3 separate regions of the Homo sapiens genome follow, and regions 1 and 3 are each linked to region 2. The links are chromatin contacts, found by Hi-C or POLR2A ChIA-PET in ENCODE. All regions are on one chromosome and are shown on one strand. Each heading gives the region's core, a stretch centred on a gene start or an enhancer-like site at or near the end of the contact. The rest is flanking DNA. Distances are from core to core; before and after follow the strand shown.

Region 1 (3,843 bases), core at 398-2,897, 69 kb before region 2:
GGAGCTTTGTGGTCACTATCAGCCAGCAGGCTGCCTTCCCAGTCCCCCCAAAATGCAGGAAACACACCAAGACCCACCCTCAAATCCCACCCGGGAGCTTGGGGCCTGGCGCCTGCTCACCGCACCTAGGGGCTGTCCTGGCTCTGCTGCCATTTCGTTTTGTTTTCTTTTTTTAGAGACAGGATCTTGCTCTGTCACCCAGGCTAGAGTACAGTGGTACAATCTCAGCTCGCTGCAGCCTTGACCTCCCAGGCTCAGCTGATCCCACCTCAGTCTCCTGAGTAGCTGGGACCATAGACACATGCCACCATACCCAGTTATTATTTTTTTTTGGTGGAGGCAGGGTCTCCCTACGTTGCCCAGGTTGGTCTGGAACTCCTAGCCTCAAGCGACTTCCCTGCCTCAGCCTCCCAAAGTGCTGGGACTCCAGGTGTGGGCCATGACACCTAGCCTGTTCTCTTTTAGCCACGGAGATTTGTTTCTCAGCACTAAGAGCACACGTGCTCATCCCAGAGAACCTGAGCCGTGCTCAAAAACAGAACAGAAACCACTGCCATGTGGCCACTCAGACTCAGCACTTGGGCTCATTTCCTCATGGAGGCAGAGCTGTGCCTCCTCCCCACACACCCGCAGTGGGTGTTTCATCCGGGTGTCAATAAAGGTGTGAACACCACGGTCTCCACAGCACAACATCCAGTGTGTGGCAGGCACAGACCACTGCCGTTCCACCTTGGACTTGTTTCAACCATCCCGAGAAAACACCTTGATGTGCCAATCTCAGCCCATGTTTCTGATCCCTGTGATGTATTTCTCAAAGTCTCTGTCCTGATCATGTGGAATTTCGCAGGGTCTGTGGGGATGTGCTGTCTGTGCCCTCCCCAGAGGGTGGGCCAGCTGGTGCTTCCTGGGCCATTCTGAGCTCCAGCCAGGACGGGCCCCTCTTGGGGGGTAACTTAAAGGTCAAGGGTCAATACCCTTGCATGGCCCAGGAGACCAAGTGTGCCCGAGGGCGCAGCGCACCTGGTAGAGCTTGGTGTGCAGGGAGCCGCTGAACTGCATGTACTGCACCAGGTAGGAGCGCTGGCCCTCGTAGGGCGTGATGATGCCAATCTGGTCCGGCTTGGCGCCTGCCTTCAGCAACTTCGTGGTGATCTTCTCCACGTTCGCAGCCTCGGTCCTAAGAAACCCAGGCTGTCAGTGCTGGGCTCCACCTGTGGGATCCCGAGCCCTGAGGCTGGAGGCCGTGAGGGGTGCAGACACAACACCCTGCGGGAAGGCAGCTGCCATCACTGGCGTTTGCACAGCTGAGCTTCCCCAGCCTTCACCAGGGGAGTCTCGAGGGGCAGAAACGGCTGCCATGTGGGATTAGCAAGTATCTGCCCAATAAAAAACAAGTACAATGGAAAAGGAGGCAGAAACAACACGGTTTAGAGTCTAAACAGGCTAAACAGGAAATGAAGGCAAAAAAAGTTTCAGTCCCATGTTAAAAATAAGTAGAATGGGTCAACAACCTCTCAAGCTGTCCCCAAGACCTGCAGACGCCGGTGGGCCTGTCCCTGCTCACCTGTTCAGGTAGGAGGTGCCCGAGCTGGCAATCTCCTCTTGGCCCTGGGTCACGTAGAAGAACATCGGTTTATCGGGTTGGGGCCACTGGAAGTCAAATCCCTTCTTCACACGATCCGCTGTGAGGGGAGGGAAAGAAGTAACACTTCAAAAGCCCTAGCCCGCCTCAAATGAGTTCAGACACAGGGCAATGTAGTTGCTACGCTACAGTGCTGCAGGTCCTGGGGCAGGAGACTTCGATCTGTGAGGCCCTGGTGAGGTCACCTGAGCCGGTCCCCTGGCCAGAGATGCCCAGGATTGGGCAAGGCTGAGGAGAGGCCACCGAGAGCACCATGGCCAGCACAGAGCTGGCTCAGCCCCTGAACAGGGAACAGGGTCTCAGCCAGGGCTTTCTTGCAGCCTGGATCTCTGCCAACCCCAGGATACAGGATATTCTCCTGCTTCCTTCCAGAAGCTTGCCTTAAAGGCGCCACAGCCCCTACAACTGACTTGTGTGTGACACTGTTGAGCCAACAGTGTCCCCCTGCCCTGCAGCCTTGTCCATTCCTGCTGAGGGCCTGTTGACCGGTGGCTCTGCCTCTGGGCTCCCTCCTGGGCCGGGGCCCAACACTGCAGCTTGGGGGCCGGGGCGTCCTGCCATGTGAGCAGCCACTTTCTTCGGGCTCTTCATGCTCATCTTGGCTTTTCTGGGCCCTGTTGCGTTTCCTTAAAACTGTAAAACCAGTTTCTCAATTCACAGGTGCCCTCCTCACTCTACTGGGAGCTTCCATCAGTGGAGAAAACCGGTGTTTTTGCACAGCACCAGCCTGACATGGACAGAGGAAGCCAGACACGCCAGGACACATCATATGATCCCACGTCGAGCTGAAAATGAGGCCAAGTGGATCACTGCTGTTACAGCGAGCACAGGGGCCGCCGGATGAGCTCAGAAGTCCCTCAGCCCAGGGGCTGCTGTGGATGCGCACCCCTGGACAGTGGCCACCTGCAGGGATGAGGCGGCTTCTCACAGCTGGTCAGGTGGTTCTGGGTTCAGGTGCTGGCTATCCAAATATGCTCACTTAGTAACCACTCATTGAGCCAGACACTTGTAATGTGGCCACATGTTTACACTTCAATAGAGAATTTCCTAAAATGTACTTCCTGGGTGTGAACTACGTGCTGTGCATCAATTAGAGAGCAGTGTGCACCAGCGTCTGCCCTCTGGGCCGATGCCCTGGGGACCATGAGGGGTCTGAGCCTGCGCCGAGCCACGCCTTTCCCAGCCAGTGCTCAGACACCCCAGAGCACAAGCTAGGTCTCTGTGGCCTTGTGTTTTCAGCCTTGCCATGCGCTGGGAACAGCGGTGTCCCTGCGATGTCAATAGTGGCATCAACTCCCAAGACCTACCGCTAGGCAAAGAGTGGTGTGGCCCAACCCGGGGGGTGGGCTCTGAGCCTCACTTTCTCCTGTAACTAGGCCTGACAATACCAACCTCACAGGTTTGGAGTTCATGAGGCGCTGTGTCGGCAGCTTTCAGGACCCTTTACACTCTCAAAAGTTAGGGAGTCCAAACAGCTTTTGTTTATTGGATAACTGTATTCTCTAAACTTGGAAATTTAAAAAATATATTAATTCATTTAAAAATAACCCATTACGTGTTAGTTATTTCTCCAAAAATAAGCTAAGTAAGAAGAGTGGTCCTGTCTCCCATTTCTGCAAATCTCCTTACTATCTGGCTGAATCGGAGGCAGCTGGGCCCTGGGGTCCACCTCTGCTCAGTCCACCCTCCTGGGCTCTGGGGACGCTGTGGGGAAGCCAGGCCTCATGGATGCCTGAGGCTGGAAAGGGAGATGGGTTTGTTTTTACAGCCTTTCTGCATGGCTGGGAGTCTCCAGCCCTGAGGCCACATCAAGCTGGACAAAGGTGGGTTTCTGCAGGCCTGTGACAACTCTTTGCCACTCCATCCCCATGTGACTTCGTGACACTCTGCTGGTCATTCAGGAAGGATCTCCCACCGAGTCAAGTAGGTCTTCCAAAGGCTGACACATTTCACTGGCAATGGTGGAAACATTCCATCTGTCACCCCCACAGACCTCACCAGAAAAGTCTCTAGGTGTTGGGAAGACACCAAGCTCATGGCAAGCGACGTTAAGTTTTCCAAAATTCTGGTTTTCACTTGAATTTTACTACTGTAACAGATGTTGCCACTAGTTCTCCATGAAGCGACAGGTTCGATCATTTTTGGAAAAAGTCTGCCCAACACCTTGGGGTGAATACCCAGGGTGTGTCCACAAGGACTTC
Region 2 (3,891 bases), core at 1,392-3,891:
CTGGCGAGATCCAGGAGGCAGGAGTGTGACCCCAGACATCCCCTTTCCGGGCCTCTGTTGTCCGATCTTGGGACACCCTCAGGAACTCCACCTTTGTAGTTCCCTCCGCCTGGAATGCCCTTCCCTGCAACTCCCCGTGGCCCAGCCATGGATAAGGCCACGTGTGTCCAAGCCCCAGCACTGTGACCAGCCTGTGGCAGGGGCCTGGCTTCCATGTGCTCCTGTCCTAGCTGTGTGCAGCATATGCCAGCCCCCAGGCCCCACTGGAGCTGTGGTTTTCCCGAGAATTCCAGTGCTGCCAGGAGCGGCCCCCAGGTGTGCTGAAGGCCAAGGAAAACAGGAGGTGAGCTCATGGCCCCAATGTAGGCAGCAGGCAGGGCAGGCACTATTGAGGACAGGCTTCATTGGAAATGCTCTGGCTGGGACCAGCTGCTTCCACCAACACTCCACTTATAGGCCTGTCTCTCTTCACGCACTCTCTGTGGCTCCCCATTACCCTCGGGAGACCACTGGAGCCCCACACCACCAGCACTGCCCTTTCACACACAGCCTCATCTCCTGCTTCTCACTGAGCCCCAAGAGCTTGTCACCTTGAGGTCAGTCCATCCAACGGGCCAGGTTGGTTCCTGCCTCAGGGCCTTTGCCTATGCTGTTTCCTCTACCTGGAATGACTTTCTGCTACCTCTGCCTGGCTGTGTCCTCCTCATCATCCGGTCCTCAGCTTGGTGGTCCCTCCTCCTCCAGAAGCCCGCCCTGACCCATCCCCTTTCAAACAGATCAATTTCCTGGGGACTCCTACCATTGTCTGTGTGTCCCGTCACAGCCATGAGCCCACTGGGCTCCCCATTTGAAGGAGAGACTGGGTCTGGCTTCTTCACCCTGTGTGCCCATCACCCAGCACAGGAGACATGACACACAACAGTCCTTGATGTTTGTGAAATAATTATTGTGTCTAGAAATGTCCCCACCTCCAAGCTTCACATGCTTCCCTCCACCAAAACTGCCCTCACCTTTTCCCTCTGCTGATCCAAGTCCTCCTTTTCTTTTATGTCTGTCTCCTTGCTACCTCCTCCAGGAAGCCCTCGGTGACTTCTCTGTAGGCTCCCCAGAAAACATATCTGGCTCTGAGTCTAGATTCACCCCTGCCCTCGGGCAGTGGCCTTAGGCCAGTCACTTTTTCTCTCTGGGCCTCAGTTTCTCTGTCTATAGAATAGACGCTGTGAGTACTGGAAGGTGGGAGTGGAGAGTGTTAACTGATTGCAGGAGGTTAAGGGGTTTTGTAACTCCAGAGTGTGGCTGGCCAGTTAGCGGTAACTTTTATTTTTATTACAGGCTGTTCCCACAGCAGCTGGAGCACAGTTTGGAAGGTATGGCACAGCCTGGACAAACAGAAGCCCCGGACCTCCCCTTGCTAGAGCCCTTTAACTTGCTCCCCTCCAGATGGGGGCCTCACACCCCATTGCGCAGATTGGAAAACCAAGTGGGCCTGTCCCCTTGGACAGGGGTTGGGGCAAGATCCTGAACGCTGTCCCCTCCTCCACCAGCCGAGGGACCATGGGGAGGGGAGGGAACACCAGCAATGAGTTGGGTTGGGGGGAGTCATTTGCAGCCCTCCAGCGTTGGGGCCAGAAGCGGCCTCCTTGGACAGAGGCAGGAAAATTGAGAGTCCCAGGTCTCAACTGCCCCTCCCCTATTTTCCATTCATCATCATAATCATCATTACTATTAATCATTAATTAATAATTATTAACTTATTACCTCCATTGTGCAAGGGAGGAATTACGCCTGGGTAATTTTTGTACTTTTAGTAGAGATGGGGTTTCACCATGTTAGCCAGGCTGGTCTCAAACTCCTGACCTCAGGTGATCTGCCCGCCTTGGCTTCCCAAAGTGCTGGGATTACAGGTGTGAGCCACCGCACCCAGCAACTTACCCAGTTTTGAAGCACTTCAGGAGGAGTGGAGGGCCAGTCAGTCTGATCCATAGTGGGTGGACCTATTTTTTCAGACGCTGGTGACTCTGTTTCCCGAAGTGTGAGCTGAGAGCGTGGCCATGGAGCCTGCCTTGTTTGGAACTGGAACTCAGGTTTGGCATACAGCAAGCACTCAATCAATCAATCAATCAATGAGCTGAATGCTATGGCTGGATCCTGTAATCCCAGTTATGTGGGGAGTATCGCTTGAGGCCGGGAGTTTGAGACTACTAGCCTGCAGGACATAGCCAGACCCGGTCTCTAAAAATAAAAATAAAAATAAAAATAAATTAGCTGGACTTGGTGGTGCGGGCTTGTAGTCCCAGCTACATGGGAGACTGAAGCAAGAGGATGCGATACAGCCACACCCCGTCACACACACACACACACACACACACAGACGCACACACACAGTGAATGAAAGTGGGGGCAGTACCCCCTGACTCCCTGCCCCACCAGCTCTCTCCACAGACCCCGGGACTCAGTTTCCCCACCATGTCGGATTCAGCCGCGGGCGACTTCGCGGGGCATTCCGGGCGGGGACTTGAACGCAGGGGCCAGCGCCATCTGTTTACCTTGAGGCTGGACGTTGGGCAGGGCTGTGGTGGGCCGTCCCTGGGGCCGGCCGTGCCTTGGGGATAAATAGGCCCCGCGGGCCTCGTGGGCGGTAGAAAGCGAGCAGCCACCCAGCTCCCCGCCACCGCCATGGTCCCCGACACCGCCTGCGTTCTTCTGCTCACCCTGGCTGCCCTCGGCGCGTCCGGACAGGGCCAGAGCCCGTTGGGTAAGCCGCGTTAGCACCCGCGCCGTGCCCACGGCCCCACAACGGACTGTAGGACCCGTGAGAGGCCCGGGATCCAGGCTGTTTGGGGCTCACGGACTGTTCGTAGGGGACGTGCCGGGCGCAGAAAGCAGGTGGCGGGACCGAGACTAGAGGAGCGCAGTGGGGCCTCGGAGGTCCGGGTTCGCTGCAACGGTGGGAGTTGGTGGTGGGATTCCCCGGCCCCATGACGCCTCACCAGGTCCCCTGCCGCCGCAGGCTCAGACCTGGGCCCGCAGATGCTTCGGGAACTGCAGGAAACCAACGCGGCGCTGCAGGACGTGCGGGAGCTGCTGCGGCAGCAGGTGCGGGGCCCGGGTGCGGGGCAGGGAGTGCCAGGGAACGGAAGGGGGTCTCAGTTCCCAGCGAGGAGAGAGGAAGTACCCGAGAAGGTGGAGAGGAGATGGGGAGGGAAGGGGGTCGGCGGGTAGGGAGTCCTTGGCGAAAAGAGGCTGTAGAAAGGGACCCCGGGGTAGAGAGAGGGGAGACCCGAGGGATGAGGAGAGGTTGGGACCCCGCTGATTCCATCCCACCCCTGCAGGTCAGGGAGATCACGTTCCTGAAAAACACGGTGATGGAGTGTGACGCGTGCGGTGAGCGCGGCGGGGCGGTCGGGAGAGAGAAGAGACGGGAGACAGAGACACAGAGACAGAGACAGAGAGCCAGGGAAAGCTGGGGAGGAAAAGAGACGGAAGGAGATGGAGGCTGACGGAGAGGTGGACGGACGAACGGGAATGGGATGGGGTGTGTAGAAACAGAGACAAAAAGAGACAGAAGCGGTGAGAGAGTTTTGGGGAAGTGAGAGACGCCACGGGGCAGAAAAGCGGGACAGAGACTCAGAGAAGAGACCGGGGAGACCCCGCGGTCAGAGCGCGCAGCCTCTGGGGCGGGATCGCGGACAGCGCAGGATTTCGGGCCGCCCCGGGGCGGGGGGTGGGGGGGAAGGGGAAGCCTCCAGCCCCGGGGCGTGGCCATGATAGGCTCTGCCCCCGGGCGAGCCACCGATCAGCCCCGCCGCTTCTCCCCCCTCCCCCCCGCAGGGATGCAGCAGTCAGTACGCACCGGCCTACCCAGCGTGCGGCCCCTGCTCCACTGCGCGC
Region 3 (4,128 bases), core at 1,352-3,851, 90 kb after region 2:
GCACGGTGGCTCAAACCTATAATCCTAGCACTTTGGGAGGCCAAGGCAAGCGAATCATCTGAGGTCAGCAGTTCAAGACCAGCCTGGTCAACACAGCGAAACACCATCTCTACTAAAAACGCAAAAATTAGCCGGGCATGGTGGTGCATGCCTATAATCTCAGCTACTTGGGAGGCTAAGACACCAGAATCGCTTGAACCTGGGAGGTGGAGGTTGCTTGCAGTGAGCTGAGATCGTGCCACTGCACTCCAGCCTAGGCGACAGAACAAGACTCTATCATAAATAAATAAATAAATAAATGCATAAATAAATACGTAAGTAAATAAATGCAACACACAACCCTGTCCAGAGAAGGTGCTTAAAGGAGCAATCCGGGGAAATCCAAACACAGTCTGGAGTCTAGTTAATAGAATTGTGACAACTGGGCCAGGAGCGGTGGCTCACGCCTGTAATCCCAGCACTTTGGGAGGCCAAGGTGGGCAGATCACGAGGTCAGGAGATTGAGACCATCCTGGCTAACACAGTGAAACCCCGTCTCTATCCTGACCGAGACCGTCCTGGCTAACAAGGTGAAACCCCATCTCTACTAAAAATACACACAAAAAAATTAGCCGGGCGTGGTGGCAGGCGCCTGTAGTCCCAGCTACTCGGGAGGCTGAGGCAGGAGAATGGCGTGAACCCAGGAGGTGGAGCTTACAGTGAGCCGAGTCTCAGCTATTCAGGAGGCTGAGGCAGGAGGACTGCCTGAGCCCAGGAAATTGAGGCAACAGAGCGAGAGCGAGACTCCATCTCAAAAAAAAAAGAACTGTGACAACTGGAGGTCCCAGCCCGGCCGTCGCAACCAGGTCACGTGTGATGTTCACAATGTGGGAAACAGGTGGGGGGTTATGGGTATTCCCTGCACTATCTCCAAAACTTTTCACAAAGTCTAAGAGACTATCTCCTGTGTAATCCCAGCACTTTGGGGGGCCGAGGCAGGTGGATCACCTGAGGTTGGGAATTCGAGACCAGCCTGACCAACATGGAGAAACCCTGCCTCTACTAAAAATACAAAATTAGCCGGGTGTGGTGGCGCATACCTGAAATCCCAGCTACTCGGGAGGCTGAGGGCAGGAGAATCGCTTGAACCCGGGAGGTGGAGGTTGCGGTGAGGCAAGATTGTGCCATTGCACTCCAGCCTGAGCAACAAGAGCGAAAATCCATCTCAAAAAAAAAAAAAAAAAGACTATCCCCTAAGAAGCCAGGTATGGGGCTCAAGCCAGCACTTTGGGAGGCCCAGGCAGGAGGAGGATCACTTGAGCCCAGGAGTTTGAGACCAGCGTAGGCAACACAGGGAGACTCCTGTCTCTACAAAAAATATATACTAAAAATTAGCCAGCTGTGGTGGTACACACCTATGGTCTCAGCTACTCAGGCGGCTGAGGCAGGAGGACTGCCTGAGCCCAGGAAATTGAGGCTACAGTGAGCCAAGATCACACCACTGCAGTCCAGCCTGGGCAACAGAGCCAGACCTTGTCTCAAAAAAAAAAAAAAATGCTGGGCACAGTGGCTCACGCCTGTAATGCCAGCACTTTGGGAGGCTGAGGCGGGCAAATCACCTGAGGTCGGGAGTTCAAGACCAGCCTGACCAACATGGAGAAACCCCATCTCTATTAACAATACAAAATTAGCCGGGTGTGGTGGTACACGCCTATAATCCCAGCTACTCGGGAGGCTGAGACAGGAGAATTGCTTGAACCCGGGAGGAGGAGGTTGCGGTGAGCCGAGATTGCACCACTGTATTCCAGCCTGGGCAACAAGAGTGAAACTCCGTCTCAAAAAAAAAAAAAAAAAACAAAACGGTGGGCGCGGTGGCTCATGCCTATAATCCCAGCACTTTGGGAGGCCAAGGTGGGCGGATCATTTGAGATCAGGAGTTGGAGACCTGCCCGACCAACATGGTGAAACCCCGTCTCTACTAAAAATACAAAAAAAATAAAAAACATTAGCTGGGCCTGGTGACACACGCCTGTAATCCCAGCTACTCAGGAGGCTGAGGTAGGAGAATCGCTTGAACCCAGGAGGTGGACGTTGCAGTGAGCTGAGATGGCGCCATTGCACTCCAGCCTGGGTGACAGAGTGAGATTCTGTCTCAAAAAACAAAAAACAAAAATCCTATCTCATAAGAAACAGTTAACAGCAATGAATACTCCCTCAGGTGAAACTAAACAGATGACCCATAAGCCACACAGTGGCAGCTGTCATATTCTGGGCCAAGGCACAGAGGTGAACAAGGTGCGATCCTGCTCTCACTGTTGCCCCAAGTAGCAGCTCAACAGCTGGCCTCGGCCAAGCAGGCATCTTTCAAGGTGTGCACCCACCACGGGCCGGGCACGGGGCCAGACACTTTGCGTGGATGCATCATCTAATCCATGTGACGACTCCTCAAGGGGGCTCTGTGAGCACCCCCTTTTTACAGCCAGGAAACTGAGGCACAGAAGGGAGGGACTGTTTGGCAGGAGCCAACAGAGGCGCATAGAGCAGCGTGATGAGCCCCGGGCTCTGGGGGCGGGCCCGCGAGCAGGCAGCCTCCACCCCATGGTGGACCTTCAGGCTCCTCCTTCTGCCCCGGCTGAGCCGGCAGTGAAGGGATTAGCGGGCTCCTTGCCGAACAGAGGCCGAGGCCGCCTGGGCGCAAAGATAGGCTGTTGGGACCATAAATCATCCCCAGGGTCTGTGCATTTATTCTGTGATGATATAATGAGCCACTCCTGTCCTAATTACAGCCACCAATCTCGCCTGCCTGGGAGGACCGAAGGGATCCCCGCAGCGATGGAAGCGGGATGCGCACAGATGCGAAAGGACTCAATGGTGTAACGCAGCAGGGAGCCTCTGCTTTCAGTCACTTGAGAAAGAGACGCTGAAGCAGACAGAGAGCCCCTCCGAGGTTCCGAGGTTCTGCAGACCCCTGCAGCCCAGAAAGGTGGACAGCTCGCGTGTCTTTGCGGACACGCTCGGCCTCCCCGTGTCCCCAGCCAGAGGGACGGCCAGCCCACAGAGCCAGTCCCAGGCGCCCTGCTAGGCTGTGCTGATACTTCCTCCCAGAGATTTCCGGGCGAATGACCAGCTGGCATGCACCCACCCACCCTCTGCACCCAGGTGAGTGGTGCCAGATGCAGAGGAAACGGGAAGTGCTGTGGTGTTTCTGTTTTCAATTTTAATCAAAGTTTTGAAACATAAATGATTTCTTTATTTTCATTTTTTTTATTTAAAAAAAAAAAAGTGTGGCAGAGAGCTTCTCTGCAGCAAGAGCCCCGGCAGGAAAGGGAAGAGAAGGGCGGCCTGCAGAAGTTCTCAGGGAGGCTTCGCCCCCTTGCCGAGAGCCCCCAAGCACCGTGGTGGTCTCTGGGCTGTTGAAATACCAGAGTGGGGTATGTGGATAAGGGACAGGGTGGCTAGGATATGGGCACAGGGTATTAGCACCCGCAGTGGGAGAAGGCCCACCCTTCCAAGCAGACTCAGCCCCTCTGGGCCTCACCGCACCCTTCAACCCCACCCCACGGAGTGAAACTCCTGGGACCAGCGGAGGCGTCAGGACCCAAGTACAGAGAAGGGGGAATTTTATGTAGTAAATGAGGACCCAAAGCCTCTCAGCCGCTATAGTGGTGACGTTCCCCAGTGTGGGGCTCCCTGAGATGGAAGACGCAGCCACTTAACATAACCCTCCCGTCGCCAACCCTCCTGGGGAATCAGGCTCAGGATCCATGGGTGTGAGAGCTGCCGAGATGAGGCTCAGTCTGTCACAAGCCCGCCTTTGCCAAGCCCCAGGTCATCACAGAGCCCCAGCACCCACTATCTCCGGGGGACACCTGCCCTGGCCCCTCCTAGGCCTCCTGCTGCTCCCTACTCGTTCCTCCCAGGCCTGTCCCCACATGGCAGCCAATGGGATCCTTGCAAAGCATAAATCCCACATCACTGCCCTGCTCAAAACCCTCCCCATCCCAGGACCAGATCTCAACCCCTCACCCTGGCCCACGAGGCATCACCCCCAGAGCCAGGCGAGGCCAGGCTCTTCGCTTTGGCTCAGAGCCGCAACCTCAGGGGCAGGGCCAGCTGGCACAGGTGTGGCTTCCTGTCACTCCCTAGGGC

What was found. A loop is a pair of places that touch in the nucleus more often than their neighbours do. ChIA-PET counts read pairs that join two places held with the same protein, here RNA polymerase II (POLR2A). Pooled maps may share reads with other maps.
Region 1: a loop to region 2 is called in a map of endothelial cell of hepatic sinusoid, with 5 times the contacts of the local background. The contact joins the enhancer-like site here to the promoter of COMP in region 2. A Hi-C loop is called at or near these places in 2 of 168 maps with a recorded cell type or tissue (endothelial cell of hepatic sinusoid and posterior vena cava), 1 of 37 single-sample maps with no recorded cell type and 5 of 50 pooled maps. POLR2A ChIA-PET finds 5 or more read pairs at or near these places in 3 of 52 experiments (H1, K562 and activated CD8-positive, alpha-beta memory T cell).
Region 3: a pooled map shows a loop between it and region 2 (1.9-fold over the local background). The contact joins the enhancer-like site here to the promoter of COMP in region 2. A Hi-C loop is called at or near these places in 8 of 50 pooled maps. POLR2A ChIA-PET finds 5 or more read pairs at or near these places in 6 of 52 experiments (GM10248, H1, HEK293 and 3 more).

Annotation. Positions count from the first base shown.
Region 1 is chr19:18,858,160-18,862,002 of GRCh38, reverse strand. It overlaps UPF1 (UPF1 RNA helicase and ATPase), which reads right to left. Exons shown (of 24, transcript NM_002911.4): 16 at 1,565-1,682; 17 at 1,021-1,177. Among named protein-coding and RNA genes, the nearest start is that of UPF1, 28 kb to the right of the region's middle. Within about 2 kb of position 1,647, at least 5 of the 41 ENCODE cell types and tissues checked have a DNase peak (open chromatin) inside an H3K27ac peak, as active enhancers do.
Region 2 is chr19:18,790,055-18,793,945 of GRCh38, reverse strand. It overlaps COMP (cartilage oligomeric matrix protein), which reads left to right and starts at 2,641. Exons shown (of 19, transcript NM_000095.3): 1 at 2,641-2,755; 2 at 3,011-3,096; 3 at 3,333-3,384; 4 at 3,832-3,891. The coding sequence starts at 2,677. RefSeq lists enhancers at 2,322-2,900, 2,901-3,481, 3,482-3,891.
Region 3 is chr19:18,699,629-18,703,756 of GRCh38, reverse strand. All of the region lies in intron 1 of CRTC1 (CREB regulated transcription coactivator 1), which reads right to left. Among named protein-coding and RNA genes, the nearest start is that of CRTC1, 18 kb to the right of the region's middle. RefSeq lists enhancers at 2,451-2,500, 2,844-3,690. Within about 2 kb of position 2,601, at least 31 of the 41 ENCODE cell types and tissues checked have a DNase peak (open chromatin) inside an H3K27ac peak, as active enhancers do.